Regions from separate parts of the Homo sapiens genome. Here region 1 is linked to region 2. A link is a contact called in ENCODE Hi-C or POLR2A ChIA-PET data. All regions are on one chromosome and are shown on one strand. Each heading gives the region's core, a stretch centred on a gene start or an enhancer-like site at or near the end of the contact. The rest is flanking DNA. Distances are from core to core; before and after follow the strand shown.

Region 1 (5,241 bases), core at 967-3,466, 420 kb before region 2:
CTTAACACTGAAATTACATCATTTGCAAACAAAAGTGCCCTAACTCATATAGCATCAAATATATACCCTTTGACACTCTGGAGACATATTGTTAACTCACAAAGGGAAACTAACACAATCCATTTCTGTTTTTAAGAAAAATACATGTATGTATATGTTAAGAAAAATATGGAAGAATCTAGACCAAAGGTCCAAGAGTAAATATTTCTAGACAATGGATTTTTGGAGGACGGCCTCTCTGAATTTTCTAAATTTTTCCCAGCTAGCATGTATTACTTGTAACAAAAAGTAAGCCACAGAGATTTTTTATTTTTATGTCTTTTTATTTTTCCCAAAGCTATACATGTACAAGGTTTAAATTTTTAAAGCTTATAATGTAAAATAGTAATCCCCTGCCCCACTCCCAATTTCCAACTGTCAGGGCTATCCAAATTTAAAACAATAAAAATATGTAAGGAGAGAACACAGGTCACTATGGCAGATGAAGTTTGGCAGCCTGCTGTGAATCAGATCTCACCATCCTTGCTGTACATCTGGCCATTCCTTCACCTAATGGCTCTTTCAAAAACAAGGCTGAGTTTTACCCTAACTCACCATTCACTAAATCACCATTCAGTGTCCCCCTAAATCCCTACAGACAGGGAGAGCTGGGGGAAGGGTCGGTGGGGTCACCTTAGACACTATGTCATCCAAGACCCCGTGTGGTCCCTGCTCTGACCATCCTGTATGCCAAGGAAACATGCTCCATGCACATTCTTGACAGAACCTTGTCCTGAACACGCTCCTTTATGCCCCACATAAACCCCCCCCTACTGCTGTGTAAACCCATTTCCTCTTGAATTTTCCTCTGGGGAAACTAAGAATAGCTGCATTTTCATCCACCCCAAAATAATTTTCAGTTCTTTCTTCATAGAAGGCCAATAAGTGGGTCTCAGGTACTTAGAGTTTTCAACCAAAATATCAGGAATTATTGTTCTCTTAATAGAAAAAAGTATTATAAACAGGAATTACACTTATGAAACCACACTTCCAAGATACAGAAGCCGATGTACTCACAGCCAAATTTCCTGACATTCCACAGCTTGACTCACCGGACCACACCCAGGTATTAGGTTGGTGCAAAAGTAATTGCATTGTTGCAGTTACAATTACTTTTGCACCAACCTAATAGTCTCTTCACAAAAAATGTAAATTATTTTATAGATAGAAACAGAACCAATATATATGAATATATAAGTACATATTCACATATATGTGCATACACACACACACACACACACACACACACACACACACGGAGAGACAGAGAAACAGAAACAGATTTATTGCAGGGAATTGGCTCATGTGACTACGGAAGCTGACAAGTCCCAAAATCTGCAGGAAGCTGAAGACCCAGGAGATCCAATGATGTAATTCCAGCCCAACGTTAGTCAAGCAGGACGAATTTTCTCTTACTCAGGGGAGCATCAACATTTTTTACCTGTTTGGGCCTTAATTTTACTGGATGAGGCCCACCCACATTATGAGGGCAATCTGCATTACTCAGTCCACCAATTTAAACATTCATCTCATCCCTCTCAGAAACACCCAGATTAACACTTGACCAAACATCGGTGCACTCTGTAGCCAGTCACGTTGACACATTAACCATCACAACAGGCTTGTCTTCCAGTTAGTCCAAAAGACAGAATCGTTTCTGTTTTCTCATAACTCCAAGAGGGGGAAAAAAAGTCTATGTGAGAGAATAAAAAACTTCATGTATCTTTAATGTTGCTATTTAAAATTTCCCTCTCTTTGCTCATATTAGCCCGAGTATCTAAAATTTTATTGTGGCCATTTTGACACAGCTGTTTGGACCCCAGTGATTTGGACATTTACACGCATTTCATGTCTTTTTAAAAACAAACCACTAACTTTTCAACTTTTCCTTATTATCAAGTTACATATATGGCCACATTACCTCTCTCTGAGCCTCAATGCACCGCAGATCTCACTCCATCCCCAGACTTCCTCCAATCCCAAATTTTTACCTGCCTCTCTGGGGTTGGTTGCAGAGGAGGCATGCAGTGAAGGTAGTGTGGGCAGATTACCTGAGCTTGCTTTTTATAAAAAAAGCTAAAGACCCATGCCTCCTTTTTCAGTTCTCATTGAAATAGACCAGTAGCAACATTACAATGGCTTTTAAAAATATCCCTTCAGTCATCACACACAAAACCGCAGGTACTCAGGAAGTGCCTGGAGGAACAGGTTTCAGTGGTGTTTGACAGCCCTTAGAGGGCAATCAAATTGTGACCAGTGGCATCCTCTAAGTAATGTGCACATTTCCTGCCTTTGTGGGCTTTGTGGTGAAGGACCATTGGTCAGAGAGATTCCACCCAGTGGCCTAAGCTCACAACAATGCCCTTGTAACTGCTTGACCCTGCTTGGCTCAGCTGTTTCGCATATGTGAAAGCCCTCATGGCCTCTGTCTCCTCTTCCCACTTCCCCCAGCCCCCGTCATTCCACATCCTCTTCCAGAACCAGCAACTGTGGGCACCTTGGAGAACTGGAAAAATGCCACCCCAATAAAACAACCACCTGTTGACCAGCTTTTCCTGGGCTTCAACCTCCCTAACCAAGGACACTCAGTAAAACGTGTTGGCCCGAGTGACCCACTGTTCTACCTGACTTACCCAAACTGGAATGTCCCACAGCAGCAAGGGGCACCCACAAAAATAAAGCACTTTCATTTACAATGGAGAAAAGCTCTCTTCCCTGCCTGTGGCAGTGGACAGCACTCACCCTGCCTGCAAACACACACACACACACACACACACACACACACGTGTAGGGTAAAGAAAGAAAATCCAGAGAAGGAAAGAGAAAAGGAGTCCTTTTAAAAATAAGCTTCTTATATTACAGACATTCCTCTGGCTCCCGGCATTTCCAAGTGGCAAATGGCACTTCTCGGCACTCTCTACTGAAGCTCATCATTGTGTTTTATTCATCACCACACATACATGTGCAAGGATTGAGTGTGCTGGGGCATGAGGGTATGAGAGGGGGTGAAAAAGAGTGGAGAAAGAAGGATGGAGGAGAGTATGGTGGAAAAAGAAAGGTTTTATTAAAAATACCGAAAGCAAATACTGCATTCCTGAACCGTATATTTTCCAAAAAACTAGTTGCATGTTGGCAAGTAGCATCTTTTTATTTAATCCACAGAATGCTTTTCAATGAAGAAAAAGGAATCCAAAACAGTCCCAAGGGGAATTGGCTTGAAGAATTATCAAGAGGCAAACATTTAGAACACAAAAACCCAGTGGAGAGTGTAAACACTAAAAAAATTCTCTGTGTGTTACTAGTTTCAAGTATGTCTCTTTGTTATCTTATTTTCCTCTCTCACTTCTCTTTGTCCCTCCCTGCCTCCATCTCATTGGGTCTCCCTGGGAGGCCCTGCCTTCATTGTGTACATCATAACGAGTCACAATATCATCAGACTGGGCCGAATCTCTGAGCATCACCCTCAGGAGGGAGCCTTGGTTCCCTCAGTCCCAGGGACCCCACCTAGCCCAGTCCCTCAATCATTTGCAAGAATGTCGCTGAGTCCTTCCAGCCAGAGCTGCCAAGCTTCAAACTGCTAAAATAGTGGAGGAACTGAGCCAACAAACTTCCCTCTGCATCAGCTTTAGGTGGGAGTAGGGGGAGGTAAATAAAACCAGACTAGGAAAAAGCCAAGAGCATCCGGGAGAGCTGACATGACCATGAGCTGGAGCCTGTGTAGAGCACCCTATTTCCACGGAACTCACCCAGCATGTGTTGGTCATCATTTATGCCACTCCTACTTCCCCCAAAGAACACAGACTGTAGACACTTGGTATTACAGTTTTGACTCTTCATCAGTGACTCCAAAAGCCCATGACGTAGTCATTTATAATTTAACTAAAACAGAAATCTGTGCTCCCTCTGAGGCTGTTGTGTAGAAGTGAGTCATTTAGGAAGTGAGTGAGTCCCAACACGCTGCCCTGCATCTGCCTCTCAGCTTTAAGGTTCTCATTTCATTCACCATTTCATTTAATCCTGATAAAAACCTAGCAGATGGCTGTCTTTATCTCCATGTTGAAGATGATGAGCTGGCAAAATCAAATGCTACAATCAGGTACTTGAGATTTAGATAGTCTCAAAGATTTTAGAGCTCTTAATAACAGAGAGTCAGAGTATGGTCTGAAATAAGTACATGAGAGAAGAACCCAGAACTTGGGAAAAGATGGTCACTGCTGTCAGGCATTAAACCTAGCCATGAGCTTCCTGGCAGCCAAGGCAAGGAGGAAATACAAAAATGTTCAACCAACTAAGTAGCTTACCATTTCAGTCTTTATGATATTGCTTACTGAATCATCTATATTTGGTTGGTTGTTAGATAGAGACATGCTGAAAAACACTTCTTCAAAGAGTCAGGGCCCATCAGAGTTTGAGCTTTTGTCTCATGGGTCAGTTCCCTCACTGGAATCCAAGTGACAAAACTCACCATTCACCTCATACTAACATATCAGTGCTACTAAAACATGTGTTGTCATCAGTGAAATTATTTACTTCAAAGGTTTATCAAAAAGGGACTACTTCTTAGGGTTGTTTTTATTTTTAAAAAAATTACAAAATGGTGCTAAATGTACCCCAAAAAAATGCCTCAATGGATGGCCAAGAAAAGAAACAAGAGAATGCACTAGTAGCCAGCAGGCCAAATGATCATAAAAATTTCCAAGGACCATATTCTTCTTATTAATATGTTTTTCTTATAAATGTATTTGTTATAAATATAATAATAAAACAAGAATATTGAATGAACATAAATGGTAATCTAAAACTACCAAGAGCCCTCTACAGGTGAAAGCTACCAAAACAGAGTTAATACTCACTTTAAAGATTGTCCAGAAAATAGAAAAAGAGAAAACGCTACCCAATCCATTTTAGGAGACTAGTGTAATCTTCATTCTGAAACCATTTACAAACTATACAAACAAGAAGATTTTTCTCTCATTCGTAGTTTTGAATATGAATGTGATCACCCTGGGTAGAATACTTGCTGATCAAATCCAAAGAGTAATAGATAATAACATATCATGATCAAGAAGACTTCCTCCCTCAAGAAATACAATAGTTCATTTTTAAAATCTGTTAATCTACCACACCAATAGATTAAAAGAGCAAAATCATCTCATTATTTCAATAGGTGCAGAAAAGGCATCTGATAAATTTCATCAACTA
Region 2 (4,964 bases), core at 2,465-4,964:
GGCTGCACAGAGCAGCTTCTCTATTCCAAGCAGCCTGTAGGACTGGGAGAAAACCTGGGTTCAGGGGGGAAAAGCTGCCCCCTGCCTTCGAAACAGGATGGCTCAACACTAAACCAAAATTGGGGTAGCAATAGGGGTGAGTGGTGAGGGGAGAGACAGCCTTTCATATGTGTTCCCAAAAGGAAATTATCCCAAGGGAAAGAATTTAGAGTCATCATCTCCCTGGGGACAGAGAACTAAAGCCCTGGGGTCCCTAACGGGGAAACAGAAGCCCCCTGAATGCAGAAGAGGTGACCAGTGAGTGGGGGAAAGAGCAACGCAGGGATGCAATGCAGACACAAGGGCTGTGGCTGCCTGGCGCGTGGGCTGATGGGGGAGAGGGACCCAGCCCATTGGCAGAGGCACGACAGAGGTCCCCAGAAGGAGGAATGGCCAAGAGAGTCGCTCTTTGTGGGAAGAATTATAATTGAGTTTTCCTGGCTCAGCTTCCGAATGAAGGAATCCTAGCCAGGGCCAAGTCAGAACCCCAAAAGCCTATGTCCTCTCACCCCTTTCTCCCATTCCCCTTGCACCTCTTCCTGCCGTCACTTCTAGGAAAAGGGTGGTGAGTCCCCAGTTGCACCTACCATCGCACCATATGCATCCCTACATACCCACACATGCACACCACACACTTCCAGAGAGAAACCCAGAAGATCCTAAGTGATATCCAGCCAGTCCTGTGCTTGGTTATGAGGCGTCTCCCCAGGCTTTACTCTGAGTGTGAAGATGCCCACATTTGTTTCTCTGTGGTACCTACAGTATCCAGGACGCTTCTGCTCTCATTTGATAGAGGCAGCAGTTCCAAACTCCCCCTCCCCACCCCCAGGAATACTTATCTCTGTGGAGAGTTAGTTAGTCGGTGGGTAAAGACAGTGAGGCCCCCACCATGTGCCCAGCACAGAAGAACACAAGACCTTCTTACTGGAGGCTTAGGGCAAAGCCCTCTTTCTCCCAGAGAAGCACAGACTGATGATCTCACAAAGTACCTCCAAAAGAAGGAGACACCTGCCCTGTAGGTCCTGTAGGTTCAAGGTGCTATGGGAAGAAGTGATGGGCTTGGCAGGAAAAGGGGGCCTGTAGGCATTTCAACCAGGGGCCTTGCTACACTCCCCAATACAAGCCTAAGGGGGAGGAAGAGTAGTTTTGTTTGTTGTTTTTCTCGTCTTGGGCCTTTCTCTTTCACCAGATACTGGAAGTAACAGCTCTTAACACCTTTCAACTTTTAGAGTGGCAGGTTTAATGCACAGGACTTTCCATAAGACTAGAGACCCAGGGAAGGAGGTAGGTACCAAACTCAAATGCTGGCAGCCCTTTCTGAGCAAAGATAAAACAGGGAGGGCCACAAACCCTAACAAATGCTAGAAATATGACGGAGAGAGCCACAGGCTATGCGAGAAACTTCGTCGCTGCAGCCTGTGGCTTTGAGGTTTACAGCTGTCACGTGTATCTTTCCAGCCACACCCTCCAAGGCTGGGGACACGCACTTGGAGGCCTCTTAGAATGGAGGACAGCAAACAGACAGCAGAGAATGCGCTGGGCAAAGGAAATTCTGTTATTTTGTTAAGCTATTATTATGATAAATAATCACAGGGCTCCAGGCGCAAGAGACTTTTTCATGTTGGTAGGAGATGTTATGGCTTTTGTTGCTGATATGATCTCAGTTAAACCTTACAACCACCCTGTGACGAAGACCAGTTTTATGAACGTCTTTAATGATGGGGAAACTGAGGCTGCAGTCAGTTTTCAGTCAGACTAGTCACAGAACAGGGACTGAGACACACGGATATGACTCTGTGTGACACCACACACTTCCAGGGGAGAACCCAGAACAAGGTGGAGCAAGCCCGACCCAATATACCACTAGAGAGAGCTGTGAGAGGGAGAGGAAGGAGAGAGGGACTGAACTAAAGGAGCACTATCAAAAAGTGGAGTGGAGACCCCAGTCCTAGCACCACCGTTTATTTCCTACAGACCCTAAAGCTCAGCCACGGACACATTCATTCATCCAACCCTGACTTGGCCACCACAAGAACGTTCCCAGCTTGAGGGCAGCTTCGCCAGCCAATTAGGGCCCTTGTCATTCGTAGAGATACAGGGAACCCGAGACAGAGGGACAGGGAAGGAAATTTAGCCAGGCAAGCCATCCTCCATCTCCAAGGAAGTTTGTAAATGATCACAGCTTCCTAACCCAACCGTGAGAATGCAATAAGCAAGCTGACGCAGAAGGGAGGACAAGGAGTCTCAGGAACCAGAGGAGACCACGGTGAGAGTGAGGGGAATGTCGCTCACATATCTCACTTCTGAGACAAGATATACCGCAACAAACCCATGCCAAGCTTCCTCCAGTTCTTCCCACTTTTGAATATCACATTTTTCTTGCTCTGCAAGAGTAGGGAATCCTTCCCATCAGTCTTGTGAATTCTGACCCCTTGCTGGCTTTCTACAACTCCCTGCCTGGGAGGCCGACACCAGGACATTGCTGTTGGGGGTGGGATCCCCATCCTCTGCCCCCCACTCCTACACTATAAGAGAATCAACTTTCCCCAAAAAGTGGAGGGTATCCCTGTCTCTCTTCTTGTCTCTGTAAAGGGGGTGAAGCTCTGGGTCGCCGCAGATGGATCTAAAGGGACAGTTCACGGAGTGGTAAAGGATATCCAAAAATTGGCCTTCTAGAGCACAGCAAAAAAGTGGGAGCGAGACGAGAGCAGAAGGCCACTGCTGGGATGGGGCCAGGGCCACACGTGAACATCCGAGCACGTTCCAGAGCTGAGATGCAAAACACCCAGAAAATCACATAGGAAGTGGAAAAGGTTCTGGGTCTCTCCCACTGGAAAAGCCCAGAAGAGCTAGTGGCCACCCCTTGGGGCAAGAGGGGGTTGTGCAATGACTGCGGGTCTGGGAGTCTCTGGGCTTGGCTCCTGGACGCCAGAAAGGGAACCCCACGCGTCAAGCCATGGTGGCAGCGCGGCGGTTGGTTCGAGGCCAGGCTGGGGTTTCAGGGCTGCAGACAGAGCTGCAGGATACGATGAGTGCCCAAGGGGGCGGCAGAGCATGGCATGGCTGGCACGGCGCGGAGCTGGGGGTGCTGTCTGGGCTGGCCGGGGTACAGGCCGGAGGGGTACAGTGCACAAAGCCGGGGTGCAGATAACGTACACGGCAGCCAGGAGCCTCCGATCAGAGGAGGGCCCGCTGACCTGCAGGGGTGTGCCGGGCGGTGCACGACAGGGGGCACTGTCCCTCCAGCTCCCTCCTCCCCAGGCTCTCACCTCGAACATAAGCCCGATGAGGACGCAGAGCACCAGGCAGAAGCCGATGTCCGCATGGTTGTGGATGACGAACTCCTGGCTGAAGAGCGGGTAACTTTTCGTCCTCCTGCGGAAAGCCATGGCAGCGGGCGCGCAGCGGCCGGCGGGGCCCGCACCCTGCGCTCACGAACCGCAGCGCAAACTTCTCCAGCACCGGCCCGGTCCGCCCGCCGGCCCGCCGCCCGCTCTCCCACAGCCGCTCGCCCGCCCAGCGCGGAACAACTTCGGGGCCCGCCCCCTTCCTCCGCCCGCCCCCGGCCGCCCGTAACCGCCCCCGGCCGCAGCCCCCGCCCAGCCCCCGCCCAGCCCGCGGCCCGCACTCGGCGCGCCTGGCCCCGCCCCCCGCGGGCTTAACCCTCTAGCCGCTGGGCACGCGCGGGCTACCGGGGCGGAGGCGTACGGGGGCGGCGAGCGGGGCTCGGCTCCTCCTCGTCCCGCGCCAGCGCCGCGCCCGGCCGCATTCTCGGGGCCCGAGGCTCAGCCGCTCGCGGTGGAGAAAGCAGGCCGCGGAGGAGGCGGGCGCCCAGGCCTGCCCGGACAGGAAGTGGGCCCAGCTTTCCCACTCCTCGCTCCGCTCCTTCCTCCGCGGGAAGGGCAGGCCCCGGAGGCAGCGAGCGCCCCGGGGGTGGCCGGGCAGCCGGATGCTCCCGGGGTTGCGGGCTGTGGCCCCGGGGGCTGAGGGCGGCGCGGGTGCGGCGGAAGCAGGGAAGCCGCGAACCGGCCTTCTGGCTGGCCACAGCGCCCTGCACGGACGATCAGTGAATGGAGATTACTCAAGTATTTATCGAGAACTTGCAGTGGGCTAGGCACAGTTCAGGTAGATCAACAAACCGAAAGACCCTGCCCTAGGGGAGCTTTCGCTCCAATGCGGGGAGAGGGTGGATGATTGCAGTTTTGCCCAGTAATTTTTGGGACCCTCATGCCACCATTAATTAGCTACACACATTTCACCGAAAGTCTACCTTACATATTAATCAGAAGAAGTGGAAGAATAAACACAGAAGAAGCAAAAAAGGAAGGAACTTTCTCACTGAAAGTTTCTATTTAATATTAAGTCTTAAAAGTACTCCTGGAAGGACAAAAGGTGTTCTTAATAAATTATATTCGCAAATATTGGATTTAATCCTACCAGTAATGAAGCAGTCAGTTACTTTCTAGATGTGCAGAAATACGTAATGAACAAAAAAAACTAATTCCTATTCCATTTTTTATTAGGTCCACAGTTATTTCACTTCTAAATAAATATGGTTTTTTAAAAGTGGCACGCGGTGGAATGTAATTGAGACAGGATGGAGTTCCTAGAGAAATTTTACTTCCTCAATCTGCACTCCACCTTACTTAAAATACAGTCTTGGGTCTGTAATTCCCTTATCTGACTCTCAAGGAAATGACAAAGTAATGCCTAGATTGGACTAAACCTCATTTAACTTCAAGGCTGACCTTTCTCAAAGTTGAACCTTCGTCTTGTGAGGAACAGAAAGATCAAGAACTCTGAAGCACCTCGACTTTCCACCTGTGAAGATGTGTTCAAATTTGCAACGTGCGGCCACACCTATGAGGTTGAACTTTATACAATTGGTTTCTTTATAGGTTTAGATGGTTGAATTTAAGTTACCC

Evidence for each region. Hi-C counts contacts between places; a loop is a spot of excess contacts on that map. ChIA-PET counts read pairs that join two places held with the same protein, here RNA polymerase II (POLR2A). Pooled maps may share reads with other maps.
Region 1: a loop to region 2 is called in a pooled map, with 6 times the contacts of the local background. The contact joins the enhancer-like site here to the promoter of TRAM2-AS1 in region 2. A Hi-C loop is called at or near these places in 4 of 37 single-sample maps with no recorded cell type and 12 of 50 pooled maps. POLR2A ChIA-PET finds 5 or more read pairs at or near these places in 2 of 52 experiments (B cell and H1).

The regions. Positions count from the first base shown.
Region 1 is chr6:52,153,920-52,159,160 of GRCh38, forward strand. No RefSeq gene overlaps it. Among named protein-coding and RNA genes, the nearest start is that of LINCMD1, 5.5 kb to the left of the region's middle. RefSeq lists an enhancer at 2,472-2,521. Within about 2 kb of position 2,217, at least 3 of the 41 ENCODE cell types and tissues checked have a DNase peak (open chromatin) inside an H3K27ac peak, as active enhancers do.
Region 2 is chr6:52,573,488-52,578,451 of GRCh38, forward strand. It overlaps TRAM2-AS1 (TRAM2 antisense RNA 1), which reads left to right and starts at 3,715. Exons shown (of 3, transcript NR_103446.1): 1 at 3,715-4,906. It overlaps TRAM2 (translocation associated membrane protein 2), which reads right to left and starts at 3,573. Exons shown (of 11, transcript NM_012288.4): 1 at 3,309-3,573. The coding sequence starts at 3,428. RefSeq lists enhancers at 1-377, 979-1,028 and silencers at 1,379-1,428, 3,286-4,145.